4 separate regions of the Homo sapiens genome follow, and all the other regions are linked to region 1. The links are chromatin contacts, found by Hi-C or POLR2A ChIA-PET in ENCODE. All regions are on one chromosome and are shown on one strand. Each heading gives the region's core, a stretch centred on a gene start or an enhancer-like site at or near the end of the contact. The rest is flanking DNA. Distances are from core to core; before and after follow the strand shown. Region 1 overlaps THADA (THADA armadillo repeat containing). Region 2 overlaps THADA (THADA armadillo repeat containing). Region 3 has its middle 20 kb from the start of LINC01819. Region 4 overlaps THADA (THADA armadillo repeat containing).

Evidence for each region. A loop is a pair of places that touch in the nucleus more often than their neighbours do. ChIA-PET counts read pairs that join two places held with the same protein, here RNA polymerase II (POLR2A). Pooled maps may share reads with other maps.
Region 2: a loop to region 1 is called in a pooled map, with 2.1 times the contacts of the local background. The contact joins two enhancer-like sites. A Hi-C loop is called at or near these places in 2 of 168 maps with a recorded cell type or tissue (astrocyte of the cerebellum and sigmoid colon) and 4 of 50 pooled maps. POLR2A ChIA-PET finds 5 or more read pairs at or near these places in 2 of 52 experiments (IMR-90 and OCI-LY7).
Region 3: a pooled map shows a loop between it and region 1 (2.3-fold over the local background). The contact joins two enhancer-like sites. A Hi-C loop is called at or near these places in 1 of 168 maps with a recorded cell type or tissue (CD4-positive, alpha-beta T cell) and 2 of 50 pooled maps. POLR2A ChIA-PET finds 5 or more read pairs at or near these places in 2 of 52 experiments (GM10248 and OCI-LY7).
Region 4: a loop to region 1 is called in a map of transverse colon, with 2.3 times the contacts of the local background. The contact joins two enhancer-like sites. A Hi-C loop is called at or near these places in 2 of 168 maps with a recorded cell type or tissue (GM18951 and transverse colon) and 4 of 50 pooled maps. POLR2A ChIA-PET finds 5 or more read pairs at or near these places in 2 of 52 experiments (BJ and endothelial cell of umbilical vein).

What each region holds. Positions count from the first base shown.
Region 1 is chr2:43,239,007-43,241,920 of GRCh38, reverse strand. All of the region lies in intron 36 of THADA (THADA armadillo repeat containing), which reads left to right. Among named protein-coding and RNA genes, the nearest start is that of LINC01126, 13 kb to the right of the region's middle. Within about 2 kb of position 1,545, at least 5 of the 41 ENCODE cell types and tissues checked have a DNase peak (open chromatin) inside an H3K27ac peak, as active enhancers do.
Region 2 is chr2:43,454,384-43,457,297 of GRCh38, reverse strand. All of the region lies in intron 26 of THADA (THADA armadillo repeat containing), which reads left to right. Among named protein-coding and RNA genes, the nearest start is that of THADA, 140 kb to the left of the region's middle. Within about 2 kb of position 1,362, at least 4 of the 41 ENCODE cell types and tissues checked have a DNase peak (open chromatin) inside an H3K27ac peak, as active enhancers do.
Region 3 is chr2:43,057,862-43,060,775 of GRCh38, reverse strand. No RefSeq gene overlaps it. Among named protein-coding and RNA genes, the nearest start is that of LINC01819, 20 kb to the right of the region's middle. Within about 2 kb of position 1,400, at least 15 of the 41 ENCODE cell types and tissues checked have a DNase peak (open chromatin) inside an H3K27ac peak, as active enhancers do.
Region 4 is chr2:43,386,518-43,389,431 of GRCh38, reverse strand. The region is part of intron 29 of THADA (THADA armadillo repeat containing); the gene reads left to right. Among named protein-coding and RNA genes, the nearest start is that of LINC01126, 160 kb to the right of the region's middle. Within about 2 kb of position 1,456, at least 3 of the 41 ENCODE cell types and tissues checked have a DNase peak (open chromatin) inside an H3K27ac peak, as active enhancers do.

The DNA of each region.
Region 1 (2,914 bases), core at 296-2,795:
TTGGTTGAGGGACTCAGTGTTCTCTCCTGTAAAAGTAAGGGGAGGGCCTGGGGCCAGCTGCCTTCTTCAGTACCATTTCACAGGGGTCACCAACTCACATGTCCACAGAGACCACTCAAGTGAGCACGCACGTGAAAGGCGCGCGATGGGAGGCAGTAGGGCGGTCCCAGGCTGGAAGCATCCGCCTTCTGTAGGCGTGGCCACCGCTCTGCTCCAGCAGCTGCTGCCGTCTTCTAATGCAGGCCTAGAGACACCACAGTCTGATTTTCCTAATTTTCAAAAGATGCTAGAAATTTGGATCTTTATGAGAATTGCCCTGATTTTTTTTTAAATCCATGTGAGCTGTACTAAATAGTCCCTTTGCACCCCTGTCCAGACACTGCTGGTAAGTCCAGACAGGGGTGCAAAGGGACTGTTTAGTACAGTTTAGCTGACACAACTCAGCTTAGAACCCAAGTTGTGTGTGTTTGGATTCTGCCTCCGCATATACTTTCTTTTAAATAGTAGGCTCTAAGACTTAAAACAAAAAGGATGCCAGGCAAAGTGGCTCACACCAGTAATCCTAGCACCTTGGGAGGCCTAGGTGTGTGGATCACTTGAGCCCAGGAGTTTAAGACCAACCTGGGCCACGTGGCAAAACCCGTCTCTACAAAAAATACAAAAATTAGGGGGGACATGGTAGTTTGTGCCTGTAGTCTCAGCCACCAGGGAGGCTGAGGTGGGAGGACCACTTGAGCCTGGGAGGTCGCTGCAGTGAGCTGTGATTGTGCCACTTTGCCCTAGCCTGGGCGACAGAGTGAGACCCTGTCTCAAAAAAATAAACATAAAAAAAAGGAAGAGGGGTCCACCTGGGCCCGGTGAAGTCTGAATTCCCCCCAGACTTAATATCATGGCCAGGTAGGGATTTGGGGGAAGGGATGGCTGTGGACAAGGGCACAGACAGGGACGAGGGCAGAGAGAGGGTGGGCCATAGTCCTGGTGCTGCACCCGGCCCTGGCACTTGGCCCAGTGCATGCTGGGACTAGGGCTGCCCTTGAGAGCTCTGGCCAGCACATTTGGTTCTTCTTTGATGAAATTTTTTAAATTTTCAGATAAAGGACAGAGACTGTTAACCACAAACACCTATGTTCCCCGACCCAGACTTCCTACTGGGTTCTTTGCAGCTGGGGAGATGATCCCCTTCCATTCCTTAGGACACTGACCTTCCTCTGGGCCATTTGTCTCCAGTAGGGGTCAGCTGGGAGCTTTTAATTGGTGGTAAAGGTTGAAATGATGGCATTTGATAGCATGGCCATGAATGTACTCACAGAGTGCCCCACCTGGAATCCCAGCTCTGAGCCTGGGCTCTGATGGCCCTGGTGGGTGGAGAGCCCTGGCTAGTCTCGGAGTAGAGGGTAAGGGGAGGTAGGGGACTGAGAGGCTTCTGGCAGCCCCAGGAAATGTTGACTGGCAGAGTCAGCTGAACCGAGCTTGTTTTTCATGACTAATTTAAAGTTCAGGCTCTTCCCCTGCTAAGGGGAAGTGAAGACGACCATGGAGAAGACTAGAAATAATGAGGTTATCTGGAAACGGCCTCATGAAACCTGAATGTATTTTTGCTCAGAAAAAAAGAAAGTGCAGTAACACTCACTCCGTCAGACGCTGCCTTTGCTGCCCAGGCCACCCCAGCCTGCCTGGCCTCGCCTCCAGTCCTCCCTTTAGTGGGCAGCTTGTCTCCCTGCGGCCCAAGCTTGGGCTCCTCACTGCCTCTCGGTTGTGTGTGTCCTCTCACCCACCCTGCTTAGCCTGTCTGTGAAGCCACCTCCTCCTTCCACATTTGTTTTTCCTTTCTGTCTTTTGATTACCCCTACTCATGATATAATTTGTCTGTGTCACACACCGTCTTCGACTGTTTCGTCACACTTCGTGTGGGTCAGCTTGCCTCTGGCAACTCTTCTCTCTCTTAGAGTGGTTTTCTGGGTGGTTTTCCTCATGTTTCACACAGCGTCCTCCACACACAGGTGATCAATAAATACTTGTGGGTAGATAAAATATCAGATTGATGGGTGAATGGGTGAGTGGGTGGATGGGTGGTGAGTTGGTTGGATGGCAGGGCCACCCAACACCTTGGCCAGTCCCCTAAAGCTGAGGGATTTTTCAGATGCCTGAAGGAGGATTCTCCAGAGCTAGGGGCAGGGAGAATTCAACCCATTGCCATTTGCACAGCATTTACTATGCTGATTGCCCTCTCTTGAGAAGGACTAGAAGGCAGACTTGACCAATGGCCTTAGTCTAGAAGTCATCTCCCCCATAATACTTTAAAATCAGACCATGGGCTTTTTAATCCGTGGTCTGAAATAGTTTTCAAGGTTGGCACCTGGAAGACATCCACTTTGACATCTTTCTTTCATTCAGTAGTTGAAAGCAACCTCAAAGTCTGTGACTTACCTGTCTACCTGCCTAGAAATTAATAATCACTTCCCCTAGTGGGGGGAATCAGAGGCTGAGATTTGTAGTGGAGGCAACACACTGTGTGAGGCCTGGGTCTTCACCTCCAGCCCTGTTGGGGGGCGGGGGATGGGGGTGGAGGCGCTCATCGTGGAGGCAGAGAAGAAGCACCAGGGAGTATCAGCACATAACAGGGTTTCTGATAGCTAGGCATCTGCCTTGGATGGGGAGCCCTGATGTGGCTGGGGCAGTAGCAAGATGAAGGCTATACTGCAGCAGCCCTGAAGGCTCTGGTTTGCTTCCCTCCTCTGCAGTCCCAGTGAGTTATCCCTTCACAAGGATGGAAGGCACCAGATTAACCAATTCTAAATGCTGATCCATCACATTTCCAACATGATTCCAAATGACCACATGTTAATCCCACTTGTGTAGGCCTACCACAGACATGAATGTGTACCAGCTAACCCCACCCATTTGAAGCACTCCA
Region 2 (2,914 bases), core at 113-2,612, 220 kb before region 1:
ATGGGCACATCAAAACCAAATATTGGTATCTTATTATGTGTGAGTAGGAGAGTGAGAGTAGCATTGTGTATACCGCCATTTTCATCTCCTTTAATCACCTCACTCACTGTGCATGTGTGTGTGTGTGTGTGTGTGTGTGTGTGTGTGTGTGTGTGTGTGTGTGTAGATATCCTAAATACGTTTTTTCTACCGATGTGGAACATTCTATCCCACTTCATAGCTGTCTTCCTGGCCTTTGGCACGTGTGTGCACACACACACACGTATATAAAATTTAGTGTTTGATTCCTTCAAAGTATAGGTGTTAATGTATTCAGAATGCTGTGTAAAATTTTTTATGCCAGACCTAAATTTTATTCATGCTTTCAATGCCTGTACTTTGTGTATTTTTAAAAGCTATTTGCATTGTAAGTTTGAAAGTGAGTTATGTTCTCTGGTGTACTCTTAGTATCTTAGTATCTTGAGTGTGTTGAACTTAATTGTAATTTATACTAATTTCCTCTCTATTCCTTTCATCTCATCTTTAAAGTGCTGAGGGAAAGGAAGAGGACTTGGTGGCAAGAGCCAAGACAAAAGAACAATGTGTGTGTAATTTGTTCAGAAGGTACAAAGTTAGATTTGTGATTTGTTGATGCATTATCTCATTTCTCAAGTAATTCCACTAAGTAGGCACTATTATTCCCATTTTATAGAAAACAAAATGTAGTGACAGAGCGAGACTCTGCTTAAAAAAAAAAAGAAAAGAAAAGAAAATGTAAAATTATTTAGCAAGGTTGAATGAATCACCCAAGGTTACACTGCCACTGTGTGGTATTCCTCTGGTCAGGCTGGTTCTAGACCTTTGCTCTTTCTCTACTTTGCATTTCCTCATTCCCACCCCACCACAGAATAAATAATCTGTGGAACATGGTTTCACATTCTATTCCATGATGTAGTAGCAGCCTTTTCTAAAATGAAATGCTGTGCATATTATTATTTTTTAATTGCCATTGGAAGTAGGCTGAATGTAGTCAGATAAATAGTATTTGAACTGCCTTAGTTTATGTGGAATATTACCTTTGTCTGAATGCATGACTTTTTTTAAACTTTTAATGTGATTTTATAATTTAGATGAGTATTTGCCTTAACAATGATGAGTTTTGCACATTTTTAAGACTACTTGGAGGTATTTATATACCTCAAATATTTACTAGGAAGTATCTTTGCAAGGTTAGGTAAAACATTTTACCAAATGAGTTTCAATGAGTCTCTGTTGGGAAAGGTTAAATAGCACTGTAGCGTAGTCTTTTGGCAATCGAGCAGTTCGTCTGCACAAATAACAGTGAATATAATTGATGGTCTTAGTAATAAGGTCATAAAGTCAAAAAGAGCTACCACAGTGTGGTCAACGTTTTGACCATAAGGAACAGAATGTAAAAGTTGGTTAGCTGGAAGGATTTCCTGCCTCCTTAGTAACTATTGTGTCTCTGTTTCCTTAGTCATAGCTGAATTGAGAAGAAGAGAAAAATCTTTTAATTCTGCATTTAGAATTGATGTTTTTCAGATTTACATAGTGGAAAGCGTGTTTGGATGAGTATAAGCCAGAACCTAACCTATCCTTTGCATAAATGCCTTTCTGCAATACTGCTTATTCAGGATAGGCTTCTCTTGTGTCTTCTTGTTAGCCTGCTCTCTAACCCTTGTTTTACACATTATAGCATTTAATATGCTCCTGTTTTTAACTGACAGAATTACTCTTTGCATTGTTGTGTGTGTTTGTGTGTGTGTGTGTGTGTGTGTGAGAGAGAGAGAGAGCGAGAGCACGTGCTTATGCAAGAGAGAAAGTGTGTTTGTATGACGGACAGAAGTACTACAGGCATACCAAGAAACAGCTGCCACCTAAAATTTATAATCAACAATAGAAAGAAAAATAGAGATTTTTTAAAAACGGGAATTCCGTAGAAGCAGGTATACTGTAATATAGGGAACAGATGGAAAAAAAGTAAGTTACACTCTCAGGGAGGTGAGATGAAATTAAGAGCAATCTGTGAATAAGAAGGAGCTTTAGAAAATTAAAAAATATGATAGCCCAAGTAAAAATTTCAGTACATACTAGGGAAGACAGTAAAAGGACACTGCCAGAGATTGACCTAGAGAGAGGGAGATGGAACATGGGAGAGAAAAAATAAGATTAGAGGATTATCAGGCAGTTGAACATTCAACTTACAGAAGTTCAGAAAGGAGAGCAGAGCAAAGTGAGGGCAGAAAATTATCAAGTAGCTTAAGAACATGTAGAACTAAAGAACATGAGTCCTAGTACAGTGAATGAAAAATGATTCACCCCAAGACTCGTCATTTCCAAAATTTTGTGAAGTGAGAGAAAAAAAAAACAGCTCATATACAGAGAATTAGGAATCAAAATGACAGTGGACTTAGAAGTTAATGGAGCATTGCCTTCAAAATTCTGAGGGCATATGATTTGCTTCTTATTCGTATTTAACTTAACTGTTAATCACACTTGGAGCTAAAATAGAGTGTACTTTTATTTTAAAAGTTTTCTTTTAAATTAAGGACAAGGAAAATATCTTTCTCTTTCTTTCCAGGACATACATGAATACAGCACCTAAGTATTTTTTAAAAGTTAGTTGCCAAACAATATTGTTTAACATAACCATGTATGTGTAATTTAGTGTGTGTGTGTGTGTGTGTGTGTGTGTTTAGACAGGGTCTCCTTCTGTCACTGAAGCTGGGGTGCAGTGTTGTGATCTTGGCTCACTGCAGCCTCGACCTCTTGGGCTCAAGAGATGTTCCCACCTCAGCCATCCAAGTAGCTGGGACTACAGGCTCACACCAACACACCTGGCTGATTTTTGTATTTTTTTGTAGAGATGGGTTTTCACCATGTTGCCCAGGCTGGTCTTGAACTCTTGGACTCA
Region 3 (2,914 bases), core at 151-2,650, 180 kb after region 1:
GACCCTTTCCTGCCTGGGAGGGCTTCTGGAGGAGGAGGTGAGTGGATGGGGAGTGACAGCCTGGCTCTTTGCTCTCCTACCTTATCCTGACCCACCTTGCCACATCTCTGGGGCCAGCCCTGCTCCTTATCTGGAGGCAACCCATCAGAGGAGTTAAAGGGTCAACTCTGGAATTGGAAAAGCTGGCCACTCACCAGCATGTGACCTTGGATAAGGCTTACACCCTCTCTGAGCCTCAGAGTACTCATCTACAAAGAGTGGTGAAAAATCTGTGTCAGAGGGTTCTTGCAAAGGTAAGTTGAGATAATGCCCATGAGGGCCAACACCTGGTACATGCTGGGGACTTGGTGAGTGTTACAGTCAATTTATCTTCCCTTTAGTCTACCTTTGAGCAAGATCAAACAGCCACTTTGCCCTCATACCTGGAATCCAGCCCTTCCTCTGGATCCCACGCCCCATGTGGCAGTTTTAAAACCTGGCCCCCAAATTCCAACACTCTTTCCATCTAGAGATCAGCAATTTTTTTTTTTTTTTTTTTTTTTTTTTTTTTGCTTTTTTATTTTGAGACGGAGTTTCGCTCTTGTTGCCCAGGCTAGAGTGTAATGGCGCGATCTCTGCTCACTGCAACCTCCACCTCCCGGGTTCAAGTGATTCTTCTGCCTCAGCCTCCCAAGTAGCTGGGATTACAGGCATGCACCACCACGCCAGGCTAATTTTTGTATTTTTAGTAGAGACGGGGTTTCTCCATGTTGGTCAGGCTGGTCTTGAACTCCCAACTTCAGGTGATTCGCCCGACTCAGCCTTCCAAAGTGCTGGGATCACAGGCGTGAACCACCACGCCCGGCCTAGAGGTCAATTTTATATCCCCTCCTGTTGAATCTGGAATATGTGACTGCTTCACATAATAGAATATGGCAAAAGTGATGCTGCTGCCAGCTCTGGGCCTAGGCTTTCAGAAACTGTCATCTTCTACTTCCTGTCTCTTGGGGTTTTCACTCTTGGAATCCAGCCACGGTACTGAGAGGGAGGGTGAGCAGCCTGTGGAGAGGCCCATGTGGAGAGGAACGGAGGCCCCAGCTCTCAGCCCTGGCTGAGCTCCCAGCCAGCAGCCAGTTCTCGCTGACTGCCTGAATCATCTTACAAGTGGGCCCTCAAGTCCGCAGATGAGCTGCCCTAGCTACCACCTTGCAGAGAAGAAACGAACCTTCCCACCATGCCCTGCCCAAACTGTAGATTCAGGAGCGAAATTAGTCATTGATGATATTTTAGGCCATTAAGTTTTGGAGTTACAAAGCCATAGTAACCTGAACATCTGCTAACTGGGTCCAGGACTGTTACTATTGCTCCACCTCCTCCTCTTCCTCCTCTCCGCCGTGTGCTTGAGTTGTGATGTGGGTTGTGGTGTGGTGGTTTAGTGGGTGGGCACCGAGCCACACTACCTGGGCTCAAATCCTGACTCTCACATATCAATTGTATGACTCTAAGGAAGCAACGTAGTCTCTCTGTGCCTCAGTTACCGTGTCTGTAAAATGGGGGTGAAAGTAGTACAGAATTGTTGGGAAGATTAAATGAACTAAGCAACATAAAGCACGTAGAAAAGCACCGGGCATGTGTACAATTATTCTGCCAAGCCAAGGCCCCAGCCCTCTTGGGTTCTGGGGTGCTGACTCCCTGGGGCCTCCATCATTTGAGATGATCCCTACCTGGCCATTTGAGGCCCCAGACTTCCCAGGTGCCACCAGCCTACCTCCCCGGACTATCACTCTTCCTGCTGGTGTCAGGCTTTGCCCATTAGGCCAGTCTTGCTCACTCCCATGACACTTCTGGCTCTGCCCCCTGGTCCTTCCCTGCACTGCTATAATTCTGACTTCCTTTTGGCTGGGCTGTTGGGGAAAAAGAGAGAGTGGTGAAGCGGAGGTGGACCCCCGCCATAGAGGGTGGTGCACTGGTGGGTGTGTTGGGGGAGCTTTAGTTCATAAACTTTACTGGGAAACAGAAGCCTTATCATCCACACATCTCTTGGGAAGACATTGATTTTCTTGCTGACATGAGTCCAGAGAGTAAGAAACACACTCACAATATGAGCAAGGCCTGCCGTGGAAAGCCAGAGAATTTTCACTAAATCTTTCTTAGGAATTGCAATGATAGCACGCAGCAGATTCCTGAGGAAGGTGGCGTTGCGTGTTAATTAGGTTTTGCCAGAGAAAAATGAACGTGCTCTAAGACACTTTCCCACGTATGTGTTCGTGCAGGTTGTGAGAACTCAGAAAAGCTTTGCATCCAGGCTGTGCCCAGGACTCAGATTTCACTAGCTCCAGGGGTTCTCTTTTGCAGTGAACACAGTGGCCTCCTCATTAGAGCTTTTCAAACCAGGGTGGGCACTGAGGAAGGGATTGAAAGTCCCCTGGGGCAGAGGGACCTTTGAAATGGGGAGCCACTGCCCCAGCCTGAGAAGCAGAGAACAGTGACCTGGGGGGGCGTCCATGGGGGTAGCCTGAGTTCCGGAGCTTGGTGGTCCCGCAGCGCTACTTAAAGGTCACTGCACCATCTCCAGTGATTCCCTGAGTCTGCCCTGCGGCTTCCAATTCCCCCAGTGGGCCTGGAAGAACGACCCACTTCATGCTGGGAAAGCCATGCTGATGCTGTTGACCTGCAGGAATAGAATTTGGAACCGTATCCCTCCCTCCATCCCCTCACAGGAGACAGAAAGCAGGGAGGATTGAGAGGATCTGGGCACGCGGGGGTTGCTCAGGAAGCAGGAGGGGGCTGGCTGCAGGGAGAGAGCAGCAGGAGTTCACCTGGGAGAGGAAGTATGTGAAGCAGGCTTGCCGCAGCACCACCTGGCCACCTGATCCCCCGGTGGAGTCTCAGGAATCCCATTTCTGGAGGTATTCAGGCCATGTTGAGTGTGTGG
Region 4 (2,914 bases), core at 207-2,706, 150 kb before region 1:
CATAGGCTGGCCTTGAGCTCCTAGGCTCAAGTGGTCCCCCTGCCTCAGCCTCCAGAGTAGATGGGACTACAGGTGTACCTGGCTTTTAGCTATTATTTTACATTTGATATGTAATGTACATAATGTATTAATAGAATAATATATAATTTCTAAGTTAATAAGTACACAAAAGCTGGGAGCATGTGCTCAGAAAGGTCCTTTCAGGTAGTAGGTAAGAGTGGACTCTGGAGCCAGCTTGTCTCCCTCTGGATCCTAGCTCTGCTGCTTACTAGCTGTGTTATTTTGGGTGAGTTACTTAATTTCTGTGCCTCCACTTCTTCTGTAAATGGGAAAATAAAATGACCTCATAGGGTGGCTGCGAAGATTAAATGAGTTAATATGCGGGAAGTGGGTAGCAAGGTCTCTGGTATATAGTAAATGCTCAGTAAATGTTAGTTGCTATTATTAATACTTGCTGCTACTGCCACCACCACTGCTACGGGCGGGGGGTGAGGGGGTTATGATTAAAAATGTAAGAATCACTGGTGTAGATGGTGAGTAAAAGACCTTGAGCTAAAGAAAAATGTGTTTAAAAAAATTAATGTTGTACATTGAAATAATACTGTAAAACATGAGGATTCCTATTGATGTGTGAGTGCATGAGACAAATAAGTCCATTTTCAGCAATTTTGACTTTATGTGTTATCATATTTCACAGAGAGGTTCCTCCGGTCAGTCACTGTGTTCTCTGCCTTCCTGTAGATCATGTTAAAGATTATAAGAGCTGAGATTAGCTCAAATTTTTAAGGGCAGAGTTCTTGCCTATCAGGTTGTTATTCCTTGCACCTGTTTTGTTTTGAATTACATCCTCTCCCTCAGATCCCACTGGAAACTTGAGGAATCAGTGTCTCACACTGTCTGAGACAAAGGACTCTTTTATCATGGGAAGGGAGAAATTTGAAGTTCATAAAGTGAAAGGAGATACAGGATCCTCCTAGATAGATTAATCTAGCACATTCCAAGTTTTTTTTTCATCTTGGAAGATATGCTTTCCATCCCCTGCGAGCCATTCCACTCTTACTGTCTGAGACTTCATATGACTGACGATAATTCTGAATATACTTTAAAAATTATGCAACACAACAAAACATCTCACCGTGGGTACACTGTCAGGCTTTTGTCATTTCCTAGAATCCCTGTAAAATATCTGATGGTATGTGGTCCCATAATGTGAAGGGATTTGTTTGGTGGTTCCCAACCAATAAAAATAGTATTATTTGTTGTTATTTGTTTTTAGTATATGCAAATGGAATAGGCCAAAAGTAAGACCTTTGTTTTTATTGGGATAGCATATTTGAGATTGCACGTTTATGTACTTGTGCTATAGCTCTTAGATATATTTATGGCACCCAACGTATTTGAGTTACTAAGGACACAGCTGACCATTTAAAAGCACTGTGGTTGAGTATAGCCAATTTGGCAGCCACCCCAGATGCCTGAAGTAAAATTGACACACAGGCTTAAAGGAAAGTTTAAATAAGTAATAAAACTCTTTTCCTATTTTAGACCATATTGTTGTTCATGACATTCTTGCATTTCTCTGTATTGCTACCCACTTCACCCTTTGCTTTTGTGGCAGGGCTTCTCAGCCTCGGCACTCTTGACATTCTTTGTTGTGGGTGTGTGCGTTGTGCAATGTGGTGTGTTTGGTAGCACCCCTCCTTCATTTGTGACAACAACAACCAAAAATGTCTCTAGACATTTCCCTATGTCCCCTAGGGAGGCAGGGGGCGGAGGCGGGGGCAAAATTGCCCCTAGTTGAGAACCTTTGTTCCATGGTACCTATGGATTTTCCCCATCATCCTGTGGGACAAGGTGTGATACAGCTCTTAAATACCAGCAACCACCAAAGAAACCATTCCTGACCCGGGCAGAAGTTGTGGCTCAGCATACTACAGTGAGCTGTGCATAGGCATTAATGAAAAGGTAGGGGGATACAAAACTCAGACTGGAGTCACTAAGGAGGCACTTTCCTTCCTCTCTTTCTGTCTTTCTACTGGAAAAGTGTTATGAACATATAAGCCAGCTCACTTTTAAAATCCTAGCTTCTTATAGCTTGCTTCATGTCCTTGTTCCAACCTGCCTCTCATCCACTTTCATAATGTATAGTTGAAACTGAATTCTGCCCTCCTCAGAGTCAGAGAGCATAACATTCTAGTTTCTGTTTACCTAAGGAAGCTTCGGAAAATGACACATAATTAAAATTTTCTCACTTCTTTACTTGAAACACTGATGAATTGCTAGGTACAGTTGCTGTCTGTTTCATTGATCCTCTCTTGGGTGGGGGACAAGAGGCTGTGTGAATGAATCTTCTCTAAAAACAGAGGTTCTACTGAAAACTTAACCCAGAACATAAAAATGTTTTCTTTGAGTTAAGCATAAAGCTTTGTCCATATTCCCAGATTCAGACCTCAGAAAGGAAACTCGTGGATAAATCTAACGGGTACTGAACATACATGACGGAGATAGTAATTATGCTTTTTTTTTTTTTTTTTGAGAGGAAATCTCACTCTGTAGCCCAGGCGAGAGTGCAGTGGCATGCTCTCGGCTCACTGCAACCTCTGCCTCCCGGGTTCAAGCAAATTCTCCTGCCTCAGCCTCCCGAGTAGCTGGAATTACAGGCACGCGCCACTGGCACCTGGCTAATTTTTTGTATGTTTTAGTAGAGATGGGGTTTCACCATGTTGGCCAGGCTGGTCTTGAACCCCCAACCTCAGGTAATCTACCCGTCTCAGCCTCCTAAAGTGCTAGGATTACAGGCGTGAGCCACTGTGCCCAGCCCGTAATTATGTTAATATTATTTTTTAAAGGACCTTAAATATTATACATGCCTCATATATGTAAATGTCTAGAAAGTCAGTAGTAAATCTGTCAC